Linked DNA regions of Homo sapiens: region 1 is linked to region 2. The links are chromatin contacts, found by Hi-C in ENCODE. All regions are on one chromosome and are shown on one strand. Each heading gives the region's core, a stretch centred on a gene start or an enhancer-like site at or near the end of the contact. The rest is flanking DNA. Distances are from core to core; before and after follow the strand shown. Region 1 holds the start of ZNF518A (zinc finger protein 518A). Region 2 holds the start of SORBS1 (sorbin and SH3 domain containing 1).

Region 1 (6,287 bases), core at 2,987-5,486, 570 kb before region 2:
GCCGGGAGCAGTGGCTCACCCCTGTAATCCCAGCACTTTGGGAGGCCAAAGCAGACAGATCACTCAAGGTCAGGAGTTCTAGACCAGCCTGGCCAACATGGCGAAGCCTCGTCTCCACTAAAAATAAAAAAAAAATTAGCCAGCCATGGTGGCATGCGCCTATAGTCCCAGCTACTCGGGAGGCTGAGGCAGAAGAATTGCTTGCACCTGGGAGGCAGAGGTTGTAGTGAGCCGAGATCGCGCCACTGCACTCCAGCCTGGGTGGCAGAGTGAGACTCCGTCTCAAAAAAACAAAACAAAACAAAACAAAAAAGCTTGGAACCAGAAGTGTTTCAGATTTCAGATTTTTGTGGATTTTGGAATATTTGCATTACTTACTGGCTGAATATCCAAAATCCAAAATGTTCCAGTGATGATTGCCTTTGAGCTTCATGTCAGCACTCAAAAAGTTTCAGATTTTGGAGTATTTTAGATTTCAGGCTTTTAGATTTGGGATGCTCAACCTTTAGGAAAATTCTTAGCATTCAGAATTACTTTATCTCTTCAGGAATAACACAGTACCCATGTGAATCTCGTGGTAGGAAGTCAAACAAATATTATATAGGAAAAAGTTACTTAATGACATAAACGATAACGTGGTACCTCAACTCAGCTCTACTGCTCTCTACTCAATGTACATTATTTTCTGACAAAATAAAAATTCATGCCTTTGTAAAAAAATGGCCCTGAACAGAAATCCATTTGCTGGTGAAGTTCAGGGAAGAACACGGTTATTATGATAATTAAAGCAATACTGTAAGGTGGTATAGTCTATGTCAGCTATTTCAGCAGTTACATAAATAATCTTATTCCTAATTTACGGTCATACTTATGTGTATACTTACTGCATTTAGAGGAATTTTATGATACTGTGGTATCCAAGAATCTTAGCATTTCAAAGATCCCAGGACCTATCCAACACAAAGAGTAGGAGACATCTGTGTTTTGAGGGTAGAAAAAACATGTTTTTTTACATGGGTACAATATTTTCCACTACATTTCCAAAGCTTTCCTTATAATACCATAGATTTGTTGGCATATTTTTCCTCCTTTTTTGTCTACACCCAGACATTCACATGACTGTCTTCAAGAAACCAATCATAACACTATAGTGATTCCCAAGTCCCTTTCCTGATTCATAATGAAGATGCTATTAGTCATAATATAAACACATATCAGATAATTTTTCTTTAGGTACATTGCTTTGCACTTACTAGACCAAAACCACAATCTTCTGGCCATTCATATAGCTTTGAAACATCTATCTACCACCTTTATCTCCACTGTTCATTACCCAGAAGACTTTAATGCCACTTTTCTATTCAGAAGGATGATAGTTAAAGTTATATTTGGATTTCTAATAAAATGTTAAGTAATAAACTATGAAACCAAAAATTACTTTTTTTGCTTAGATTAAAATGAAAACTCATGTTTAAGTATTTTATTTTAGCCAAAAAATAAAATAAAACTATAACTTATATAACTTATGAAAACTCATGTATATGTAAAACTACAGGTTGAGTGTCTCTTATTTGAAATGCTTGGGAACAGAAGGGTTTCATTCTTTTTTTCTTTTTCTTTTTTAGGATTTTAGAGTATTTGCATTATACCAGTTGAGCATCTCAAATCCAAAAATTCAAAATCCAAAATGTTCCAAAGAGCATTTCCTTTGACCATCATGTCAGCACTCAAAAAATTTTGCATTCTGGATTTTTGGATTTGGGATACTTAACCTATATTTTACTTTATTTAGTCCAATATTAAAACATACCAACTTACTACTTAATAGACTATATACTCCAGTATTTCAATCTTTACCATACCTCTTTCTTCAGGAACAAAAGGCACACAATTTAACACTTGCACAATGTCACAATCAGGAACAGTGATCAAAAGAAGAGATGATATCTGGAAATGAAGACCAAGATTTTAAAACTTTTGACGACAAAAACTGTTCAATTACACTTCACATTCAACTTAGGTGTATAAAGAAATGTAAAAAAAAAAAAAAAAAACTAAGAAAAAACTTCTATACACTTAAGCATACATCATTGATGACCAGTGATAACATGTCACAAATTTGCAAAAGTCACAACCTAAAGCTTAGAATCAATCTAACTCAGTATCTTCATTTATTACAAGAAAAAGAAAATGAGCCTTGCCCAAAGTCACAAAACTAGAAATAATATCTGGATCCGGTTCCAATTCAGTTATCCTACCACCACAATACTAACCCTTAATACTCATTTCTGGTATCTAATATGCCATGAAAACTGCTCACCATGAGAAGCCAATACCCCATATAGAACTGAAATACTCACAGCCTACACACCTGGGACCAGATAATAAATAAAAATTTCAAGACGGTGTTAAAACCTTTTTGTTCTGCTAATAGCACTTTGCCACAAAACCTTCAGTAGCATACCTGAAGGAATGTGGGCAAGATTCAAGTCTCCTATCATTTAAAGAAAAAAAAAAAAAGTAGTATTAAGTGCTCTAAAGTATGCAATGTCACAATGCCTCAATGAGAACAATTCTAAACAACTATAAACAGAAAAGTAAACAACAAAAATACACTTAAAGGGCATTTAAAGCATATCCTGAAGTCAAATTATAGATCTAGGCTAAAGTATAGTCCCTCTGTAATATTTCAAAATATAGAAACTTCTGGGATTACAGCATACTATTACCAGAGAGACTAGAACAGAATCCGAAGTGTGACCATGGCAAAAAATTGAAGCATTTAAAAGTTCATACATTATCAATGCACACAGTGGGTGTTCATTGTGGTTACTGTCTTTTGTCCTTCCATAAAACCAGATATAAAACGTTTTATTTGGTAATTATACTTATTTTCACGCAACAAACAGGAAACATTTGGTTGTGTAACATACCTACATTTTATTCTCCCCTTTTGTTGGCAATTTTCTGTATCTAGGGATGATCTAATTTACAGTTTCTATGGCAAAAATCAACATCGTTTACTATGCTTACCTTCCCCAGGAAATCCCAACACCCTCAAAGTGTTAACAGAACGCAATGTCTCTTTATAAATTTCAGAAAAGACAATTTTGCTGAAAGATAGTGAATGCATTTCTATAAATTTGCAGTTAAACTCAAAAAATGTTAGGAAATTTCACTGAATCAATTTAAATGTTTTAAATTAAACCTGAGGATATCAACCTTAGAGTACACTCAAATCAGACCCCTTGCTGCAGAAAAAGCAATTCAACAATTACCAGTAACTAGATCTAACATGCACACTTTCAAGTTAATAGAATTCCTATCCTGACAGTTTGGTGTCTTCATGTTTTATCACTGCGACAACTGTACAAATTCCAACATTCTTATGAATTCCTTGAACATTGACTTATTTTATTTTTCTAGGGTTTTTTAGACGTTTGACAACATACTCAACAATGTTTGCACTAAAACAGCTCACATACACTACTTGCTCTCAAATTTAAACCTAAAAAGAAAACTGAGTCTTAACTGTTGTATTCTGAACTTTAAAGCTACATCTGTTTGATCGGTCCACTTAAGAGTTAAAACATTTTTCCTTATATACATTTCGCTCTATGTACTTTTCAATTACCACAGCCACCTAGGAAGAGACTGTCTACTTGACAAAGAGGACACCATGTAACGAATAGAGTCAAAATGAACCCTACATGTGAGAAAGCCAGTTACAAAGAAATCCAACTGCCACTGGGTGTGGTTAGGGTCTGCGGGGAAGAGCACCTTTGGCCAACTCTGGAGAAGAGCGAGCGCGTCAGGGAGCAGGGCATCTCTGCAAGAAATGGCCCCCAATGACCATACGCTGGGCCAGCAATAGGGACGCCGTCGAGTCGGGCCTGCGAACCTATAGCTCGAGGGGTGCGGTCTGCGGGGCGCCCTTGCTGTCTCCACCAACCACGAAACCCGCCGAGTGAGTGCTTCGAGCGCCGCGCGCCCAGCTTCGCCCCAAACACCGCGCCCGATCCGCCCCTTCCTCCGGGGTTCGGCTGCCCCGCGGGGAGCGCGGAGGCACACCGTCTCCTACTCCCACCCAGCTCCTAGAATGTAGGAGAGTGTAGAGTTCAAAAAGCCCGGAAGTAAAACAACCCCAGGTTAAGAAAGTAAGGGTAAGCTCTAGCAGTCGGCAAAAGCGCTCGGCAAAAAAACCCCGACTTCTCCAGAAAAACTTTGCGGCAAGTTAAGCGGAAGCGCTGAATGGCCGGGACTATTTAACTCGCGCTTCCTCTCACAAGAGGCGGATCCCTGGACCTGTTTGGGGGACCCTGACGGTCCACAAACTCGCCGTTTGCCTGCTGGGTGGCCCTCTAGAAGTTCTGACATCCTAAAAGGTCTGGGCAGTCCCGCTGACGGGGAATACCTGTCGTAGTACCCATTGCCTGCGAGTCCCTGATGGCGGCCATTACACTTCCATCCGGGTATTGCCGAAAAGCTGATCGCAGCGCTACCGGGAGCGCACGCTGCGGCGGAGGGATCTGCGCTTTACCTGAGACAAGCGGAAGAGAACGGAGGCCGGCAGGGTCCGCGCTCGGTCTGACGAGACTAGGCCATGGAGCTGGGTTCGCCGCTGACCTCTCCATCTAGCGCGCGGCCCCGGCGCCCACCAGTCCAGTGACCCACTACTACCTCTTTGCTCACCAGCAGCTGCTGATCTTACTGCCGGTGAAATGGCAGACAAACGTCTACTCTGTGCTCTTCAGAGTAGACACCAGGAGCAGGAACTGTATGCACTTCCCAAGCCCTTGCTGACTGGGAATGGTCTCCACCCTGAGATTTTAACCAGTTCCGGTTTAGCAAATGGCGCCTCCCCACCTCTGGCTTCTGGCACGCAGGTTTTAGCAACCATTGTAGCCCACGTCAACGAAAGAAGCTGCCGCCAGTAGTTCTAGAAGACATACTGAACTCCAAACCTGTATATATTGAATAATTGATCAAAAACTATCTTCACAATGAGGGAGGCTCACATCTCCCTCAAACGAATACTTCCTCTACCTGACAACAGGGCTGGACAGTTAATATGGTTGGCTTTACCCCAAAGGCCAGTGTGGCTCCTCTTCTGTTCTTTATAAATCCAACCTACTAATTGATACCTCACTTTCTACATAATTCTACATAAATTATCTTCCTTTTAAAATGTGGGGAGGGAATAAGTGGCGGCAAACGTTTAAGCAACAACAAAAAACCTTGGCGCAGAAGGATATACCAATAAATTGAAAGTGAAACTATGATCAGATTTTTCATTTTTTAATGTTCCGTGTTTTCTTAAGTAGCATGTATGACATTTATAATTTTTAAAAATTTTTTAAAATATGTGTATGATACATATTTTTCATTGTCTTAGGGCAGGCTTTTGAAAATGTCAGCCTGTAGCCAAATGCAAGATTTTCTCCATCCTTTAATAAAAAGCACACTGAGAAATCCTCACTTTGTCTTTAGGAAGCCTTCTTTATTATTGTGTTTACTGGGCTACACAATTCCACCTAGAAAAGGCGAATGAGCGGAAATTCACATTAGTCATATTTATGCTTGTGTAAAACACACAAGGAGAAATCTTCTGTAAATACCAAAGGGGATGCCATTATGGAATGAAGAACATGTTTACAAAGTGGATTTTATTCCGCATCGTACATCACCCATCTCTCTTCAGGTCCTCATTTCTGTGCAAGCCAGACATGCACACACATCACAGCAGAAAGAGAGAGAACGAGATTTTTCTTTTAATAACAAAAAACGATGTTAGTTTGGAAAAATGGACAGAGTTTTTTGTTCTGTGTTTTGATGTAGTTTTTGTTTTTTCGATTAAGATATTGCATCCCCCCCCACAGTATTCACATTATAACTTTATTTTTACTTCTACATATACATTCACCTACAAAACCTTGCAAACCTGCATTTATGTTATAGAAGAATTGGAGAAAGTTAAAATAAATTAAAATATTAGTCAGACTTACCTTATCTCTTCCCCTTTCTCTTCCACCATTCATATCACCTCTTCCACCATTCATATCACCTTTTTTTTCTTGCTAACCTCTATGTTCAAAACCTGAAAGGTTTCTCTTGATCTCCTTTCAGGTTTTGAACATATTGGTTAGCAAGAAAAAAAAAAGTGGAAGTGGGGTGGTGAGGGAGGAGAGGAGAGAGGAGAGTGAATCAAGAAGGAAGGGAAGATGATTAAAAGGGAGAAAAAGATACAAAGGGGAGAAGGCTAAATCATAGCTTAGGAAAGGATTCTG
Region 2 (6,624 bases), core at 3,105-5,604:
AGGGCCTCTAGTTTATTTCCCTCTCTCCCAATCTGTGTGGCTCTGAAGATGAAGTAAAGGCTGACGACTCTGGGCTGTCCTCTGAAAAATCCTGCTCCCTCCTTTCCTAATTCCTCACACTTATGACCTGCTTGGGGATGCGTCCCACAGCATGTTTATGATCCTGGTTTGTGTGCATGACTCTCCGCCTGATATTTTAAATTCTCTCCAACAGCGGAAGGACTGCTGGGAATAATCTGATACACATGAAGAGAAAACGAGGAGTTACTAATAAGATTAAATTAAACTTAAGCACATTTTAAACAGCGTGTAAAACACAGGACTAAGCACTGTTTGAGATGAGCAGACACAAGGCACGACCTCATGGAATTTACAATCTGCTGGGGAGAGGAAATGAGGGATAAGACTACACACAAATATACAGGAGTTTATGCCAAATATGGCAAGTTCCATGAGAAAGGAAGAAATGAAGCACTGTAGGGCTGGAAGGCAGGAGTCCTCCCGTTTCCCTGTGGACCCAGGTTTAAGAGAAACGGTGGAGACTGAGACTGGAGAACAGGAAGTTTTACTGTTTTACTCAAGGGTCAGTCACTGATGCACTGACAAGGCCTCAAGGTTCACCCTCCCCAGGACAAGTTACATAATTTACAGGGCTCAGTTCAAAAATTAAAGGCAGGGCCCTTTGTTCAAAAATGAAGAATTTCAAGATGGTGACAGCAGAGCATGTAATCAAGTGTGGGGCCCTCCTCAGCACAGGTTGCATCCACACAGGGCTGGCCCTGCCCAAACGAACCTCCCTGGGCCTCTGATTCCCTAGGGCTCACCTTTGGGAAGTAGGGAGCAAGTATCTCTCTCACCACCTTGTAGCCAGCACCTAGCTCAGGGCCTGCTGCCCAGATGAATCTATGAATGACTGGAGATAGGATGAACTGACACGATTACACCTGATGATTTCTTGGGTTGCTTTCAGCGTTAAAACATTGAAGGACTGGCCAGGTGTGGTGGCTCACGCCTGTAATCCCAGCACTTGGGGAGGCTGAGGGGGGCAGATCGCTTGAGTCCAGGAGTTTGAGACCAGCCTGGCAAAATGGTGAAACTCTGTCTCTACCAAAAATACACAAAATTAGCTGGCCACAGTGGCCCATGTCTGTAGTCCCAGCTACTTGGGAGGGTGAGGCAGGAGGATCCCTTGAGCCCAGAAGATCAAGGCTGCAGTGAGCCGAGATTGCGCCATTGCATTCCAGCCTGGGTGACAGGAATGAGTGAAACCCTGTTTCAAAAACAGAAACAAAAACAAAAACCCAACCCATCGAAAGACCGTGACTTTCAACATTTCTTGGAGGAGACACCTGAGATGAGTCCTGAAGGACAGTAGGATTTTTCTTTTCTTTTCTTTTTTTGAGATGGAGTCTCGCTCTGTCGCCAGGCTGGAGTGCAGTGGTGTGGTCTTGGCTCACTGCAACCTCCACCTCCTGGGTTCAAGCGATTCTCCTGCCTCAGCCTCCCGAGTAGCTGAGATTACAGGTGCGTGCCACCACGCCTGGCTAATTTTTTGTATTTTTAGTAGAGATGGGGTTTCACCATGTTGGCCAGGCTGGTCTCGAACTCCTGACCTCGTGATCCGCCTGCCTCGGCCTCCCAAAGTGCTGGGATTACTGGCGTGAGCCACTGCGCCTGGCCACCAGTAGGATTTTTCTTTCTGTTTTTTCCACTTTCCTTCTTTCTTGACTTTCCACTATTTTACCATTTCTTTCATAAATCCTAATGGCAATGTTATGCCTTACAGTGAGACATGCAACAGTGACACAGACTGGAAACAGCAGAGAGGTTCAATATTTGAGGGATGACCTGAAGCCTTAGGCCTCCCTTAAGATTCCTTGAGATAGTGTAGATGAAATCTTCATTGATAGAGTCTGGTTTTTCATCTTAAAATTATTTTATTTTCACTGGACAAGTTGGTAGATGTTTATGAAGAAAAAAATCAGAAGACTATGGATGAGCAAAAATAATTACTTGCAATCCCATAAGAATAGTTCTAATGGGATTGCAGTATAAAACTAGTTTTCTACCTATTTTTCCATTCAATAATCTGAGCATCTTTTTTTTTTTTCTTTTTTTTGAGATGGAGTCTTATTCTGTTGCCCAGGCTGTAGTGCAGTGGCACGATCTTGGCTCACTGCAACCTCCGCCTCCCAGGCTCAGGCAATTCTCCTGCCTCAGCCTCCCACAGGTGCACGCCACCATGCCCAGCTAATTTTGGATTCTTTAGTAGAGATGGGGTTTCACCATGTTTCCCAGGCTGGTCTCAAACTCCTGAGCTCAGGTGATCCACCGCTGCCCACCTTGGCCTCCTAGAGTGCTGGGATTACAGGCGTGAGCCACCACTCCCAGCCTATTATGAGCATCTTTATGTGTCAATAAACCTCTTCATTTTTTGTAGCTATTAATATATGATATTCTGTCATATGGTTGTACTATTATTAACCAATGCACTCAAATTGGATATTTGGATTGTTTTGATTTTTTTTTTTTTTGGCTATTCTAAAATGGTGTTGCCCTGAATTTGCTGGGTAAGTAACTAGTCTCTCTACCCTTTGTTATACACCTCTGTGGATAACCTCAGGATAACGACACTATTCCCACCTGGGGTCGTGTGGTGGATGTGAGTTAACGCATGTAAAGCTCTTAGCACAAGTATAGTACGGTGCATAGCAGCCTAGACGTGCTCAATAAATACTAGCTGTTTTATTACTTTATAGCCCAGAGAGAGCTGTCTTACACAGATTGTGGAGTAAATAAATAGGAGAGCCGGGGAAGTGTTCTTTGAAAAGCTGCAGGATGAGGTGCAGATAGGGGAAGGCCGTGGGCTGGGGGCTCCCTAGGTTGAGTAGTTCCCCAGTGTTTTCTCATTTATAGAGTAAGCTTCCAGATGGCTAGGACTCTTCTTTTTTTTTTTAATACACAGCAGAGGACACCAGGTGGTCACCAAAGACTTGTCACCGTTCCCTGACATCTAAGAATCTTTGCTGATGAGTTTCCGATCAGTCTGTGCAGTTATCAAGGCCAGTCTTTACCCTGCCACCCACAGCCTGTTCACTGAGAATGTGCTCTGGCTGAAGATGCTTGCAAGGGCAGCTGACAAAAATCAGTTGTGCTCAGCCCAAAGGGCGAGTGTCTTATCTTCAGGGATGTGGGAAGCTGGGCATGGAGGGAGCAAGTTCCAGACCAGTACTTGCTGGCTCTGCGACCTTGGGCCAGCAGATTCCCCACTCTGATCCCTGTCTCTGTTTCCTTTTCTGTAACTCTGAGGGGGACTAGAGGAGGTCAGGAGAATGGCATAGCACAGTGGTTAGCTCTGAACCCCATCTAACACGGTGCCTTCCCCCCACTTGCAATGACCTTGTTGCATTGTATGCACTCTACTTTTCACATTGTAGAGGATCTTATTTATTTACTTGTCTCCACTAAAATGGAAGCTTCCTAAGGGAAAAGGCCTTGCCTGTCTTGTTCTCTGCAGTTAACACTGGGGTCCAGCACTGCCACAGAGCCTCTAAATATATGTGTGTTGCATGAGTGAAATCTCAGAGCCTGGGTTCAAATCCTGGTTGCACCACTTGCTGTGTGACCTCGGACAAGCCACTTAAACTACACCTCAGTTTTCCTGCATAAAAATAGTAATTATTTTCAGTTTTCTCACTAGAAAAATATGGATTAGTAATCGTTCCTCTCTTATCAGGCTAAGAGGATCAAATGAGGAAATATCCGGGAAGCATTAAGCACACTGGCTGGTACAGAGCACACGAATGACAACAGCAAACGTTTATGTAGCACGACGGCCAGGAACTGATCAAAATGCATCACCTATGTTAACTATGTTAATCTTCACTAGATTTTACGAAGTCGGACTATTATGCCATTTTACAGATGGGTAAACTGAGGCCCAGGAGTTAAATAACTTATCACTGTTATTTTACGTCTAAGGTTCCTTCCAAGCTCCCCGTGGGCGACCCTTCCGAAGGACCAGAAGGCGCGCCAGGCCAGCGTCCGGCCCGGCCAGGACGGAAAGGGTTACTAGGCCCGCGCGCCCGTTACCGGCGGAGGCCGGCGGGCTCACAATGCCAGGAGCCGGGCGCCGGACACTTCTTCGCCTCCCATCCGCGCACACGCCCCTTCCTGTCACGGCTGGGCCCGGCCCCGCCCCCGGCACCGCCCGCTGGCCGGGCGCTGCCAGAGTGGACGGTTCCAGAGGCATGCTAATGAGGGGGCGGGCACCGCAGCCCATTGGTTGTCCGCGGAGTGTCGGTGAAGTCAGCGCTGAGTCCCAGAAAAACAGAGCGGGGCCAGCTGCAGCGTGTAGTGCGAGTGGGGCGGACGCGCGCAGCCCGCCCGCCCGGCGACCAGCAAGGTAAGCCCGCGCTCGCCCGCCCGGCCGCGCTTGCCCGCTCGGCGGCGGCAGCGCCGGGGGTGTGCGCGGCTCGGCCCCCGCGGGCGGCGCCTTTGTTCCGCGCTCGGAGGAGGCGCATTTAAAGGGCCAGCTGTTGGAGGGACTTGGGGGACCCCCTCCCCCAGAGCATCCCCCCATGGGCACAGGGAAAGCGGTGGTCCCTCGCGGCCGAACCGTCCATCCTGCCTGCTCGGCGAATCCCCAGTCTTTCAAGGAAAGTTCCCCAGGGTGCGGAGGATCTGGGGGCTTCCAGGGTTGGGGGTTTTTAAATTTCCTTTTTTGGTGGGTGTGGGGTAGTACGATCATGGCCTCTGCTAGGAGAGAATGTCCGCCCGTCTCAGGGTGGCTGCAATTTGGGTGGGTGGAGGAGACATCAAAGCCCGAATGGGTTTGTGCTGTAAAGTGAAACTACCGAGGAGGGGCACCTCTGCAGCAGCCAGAGGAAGGCGGAGGGAGCGAGCGGCGGGATGGAGGCATCTCAGGTGTGTTCATTCATCAGCATCCCCTGGAGAGGGCGGCGGGAGGGGCGCAAGGACGACGCGGTTGGCCGGACCCGCCTGAATGAACGGGGACTAGTATGCGCCGGGGACACGGCGCCTGCCCGTGCCGCCCGTGCCCCTTCTTCTCCCCGAGTGGCTGACAGCATCTTGCTAGGCAGCTCATCACCGACATGGACAGCAAGCAACTCCTTTCTCCGAATTCCCCGGGCATCCCCTGCTACCACCTCGCTGCTTTCCGATGTGGCTTCCTTGATACGTGGTAGCGCCATTCAAGATAGAGGGGAAAGAGGCTTGAAGTCATTATGTTTCCTTCATGGGGGAATGTGCTGTCGAATTCTGCATCCCCATGCATCCGCTGTCGTAAGATGGCTTTGAAATTCACCAGTGCATGCTTTCTCCAGGCAGACAAGAATTTATTACGCTATTACATTGCTACGTAAAAGCAGAAGGGATCCCACTGAGCATGGCTCGTTTTGTTCAGTCCTCGGTTTTTCCCAGCATGTTCTGGGCGAGCCTTTGGATTTTTGTTTTAAACACTGAGCGTTGGGATGCCCCTGTTGTCACAGGGCCGACCTGCTGAAATTGCTGGAATTGGTTTCATCGTCAATAGGAGGGAGGTTCATCTAGAGACATCATGGAACCTATCTGGCGTGTCAGGCCTCTGACTCCATCTCTCCCCTCAACACCCCCCCCCCCGCCCAGCCCCCCGCGCCCTTTTTTCCTCTTAAGTGGAGGCGGGGGATGGATTGGCTGTCTTCACTCTCCTTGTGTTTTGAGCTCCTCTGCTTAGATTCAATTCTGTGGTTTTGGTTGGAAAGGTATCTTGGTGGTGATCGAAGAGAGGAGGGTTGGATTAAAAGTGGGGTGGACACAGAGGGGTCAGCAGCATCAATGACAGAAGACAGATGATGGACATATCTACAGCCTTCAGACACCGATGAGGCAGATGGCTGTCTACAGAGTGAGGGGCGTGTGTTTGGGCTGTGAGGGGGAGGGGTGGAGGAGGAGGATGCCTCCAGCAGTTTTCTGCCCCGCCCTCTGGATGCTGCCTTAAATAGCCCCTTGCCAACCAAGCTCTGATGTCTCTTTCTTGGCCTGAGGGGAAAGAAGGGAAGGGTTGGTCTGTTGGCACCTTTGCCCAAGGCACTGTTGGAGCAGATGGTTAGGAAAGGGTTAGTTCTCCAGGGGTTGCAGAGAGCACATTTCTCAGCTGGAGGGCCCTGAGACCACTCCTTTGGCGACTTCCCTGCAGGGAATTAGCAACTGAAATGAACTGCTGTCTACCCTGTGGGGTAAAGAGTTGGGAGGGTATTGTCATCTTGTGGACGATACCCGCCTTGTTGGCCTTTTCCTTCTCCTACCTGCTTTCATTTGTTGTAGTTGGAGAGTTTCTGTATACTTTTCGGAAGAGATTGGGCATATTGGGGAGTGGGTAGGAGTTATGGGAAAGGATGAGCAAATTCTTCCTGGCAGAACAAAGCACTGTTCAGCTGTTCCTCTCTTTCCCCTTCTCTAAAATAAGAGTTCAATACAGATAGCAGAGTCTAGGGTTTTCTTTGTAAACAATGAAAGGGCAGGGCCAGGAAAGAAAGTTTTTATTGTGCAGCATTGATAATGATCAGGTCATCCTAACTTATCTCCAGACCCTTCCCTGGATGTGGAGATAGATTTGCTGTAGAG

Evidence for each region. Hi-C counts contacts between places; a loop is a spot of excess contacts on that map. Pooled maps may share reads with other maps.
Region 1: a loop to region 2 is called in a map of B cell, with 22 times the contacts of the local background. The contact joins the promoter of ZNF518A here to the promoter of SORBS1 in region 2. A Hi-C loop is called at or near these places in 4 of 168 maps with a recorded cell type or tissue (B cell, CD4-positive, alpha-beta T cell and naive thymus-derived CD4-positive, alpha-beta T cell) and 10 of 50 pooled maps.

The regions. Positions count from the first base shown.
Region 1 is chr10:96,128,246-96,134,532 of GRCh38, reverse strand. ZNF518A (zinc finger protein 518A) reads right to left here and starts at 4,236. Exons shown (of 6, transcript NM_001330736.2): 1 at 3,781-4,236; 2 at 1,863-1,947; 3 at 885-950. LOC124902486 (a long non-coding RNA gene) reads left to right here. Exons shown (of 2, transcript XR_007062254.1): 2 at 1-5,478. RefSeq lists enhancers at 3,472-4,375, 4,184-4,823, 4,376-5,280.
Region 2 is chr10:95,559,101-95,565,724 of GRCh38, reverse strand. SORBS1 (sorbin and SH3 domain containing 1) reads left to right here and starts at 4,354. Exons shown (of 33, transcript NM_001034954.3): 1 at 4,354-4,405. RefSeq lists silencers at 4,005-4,374, 4,415-4,524 and an enhancer at 4,009-4,771.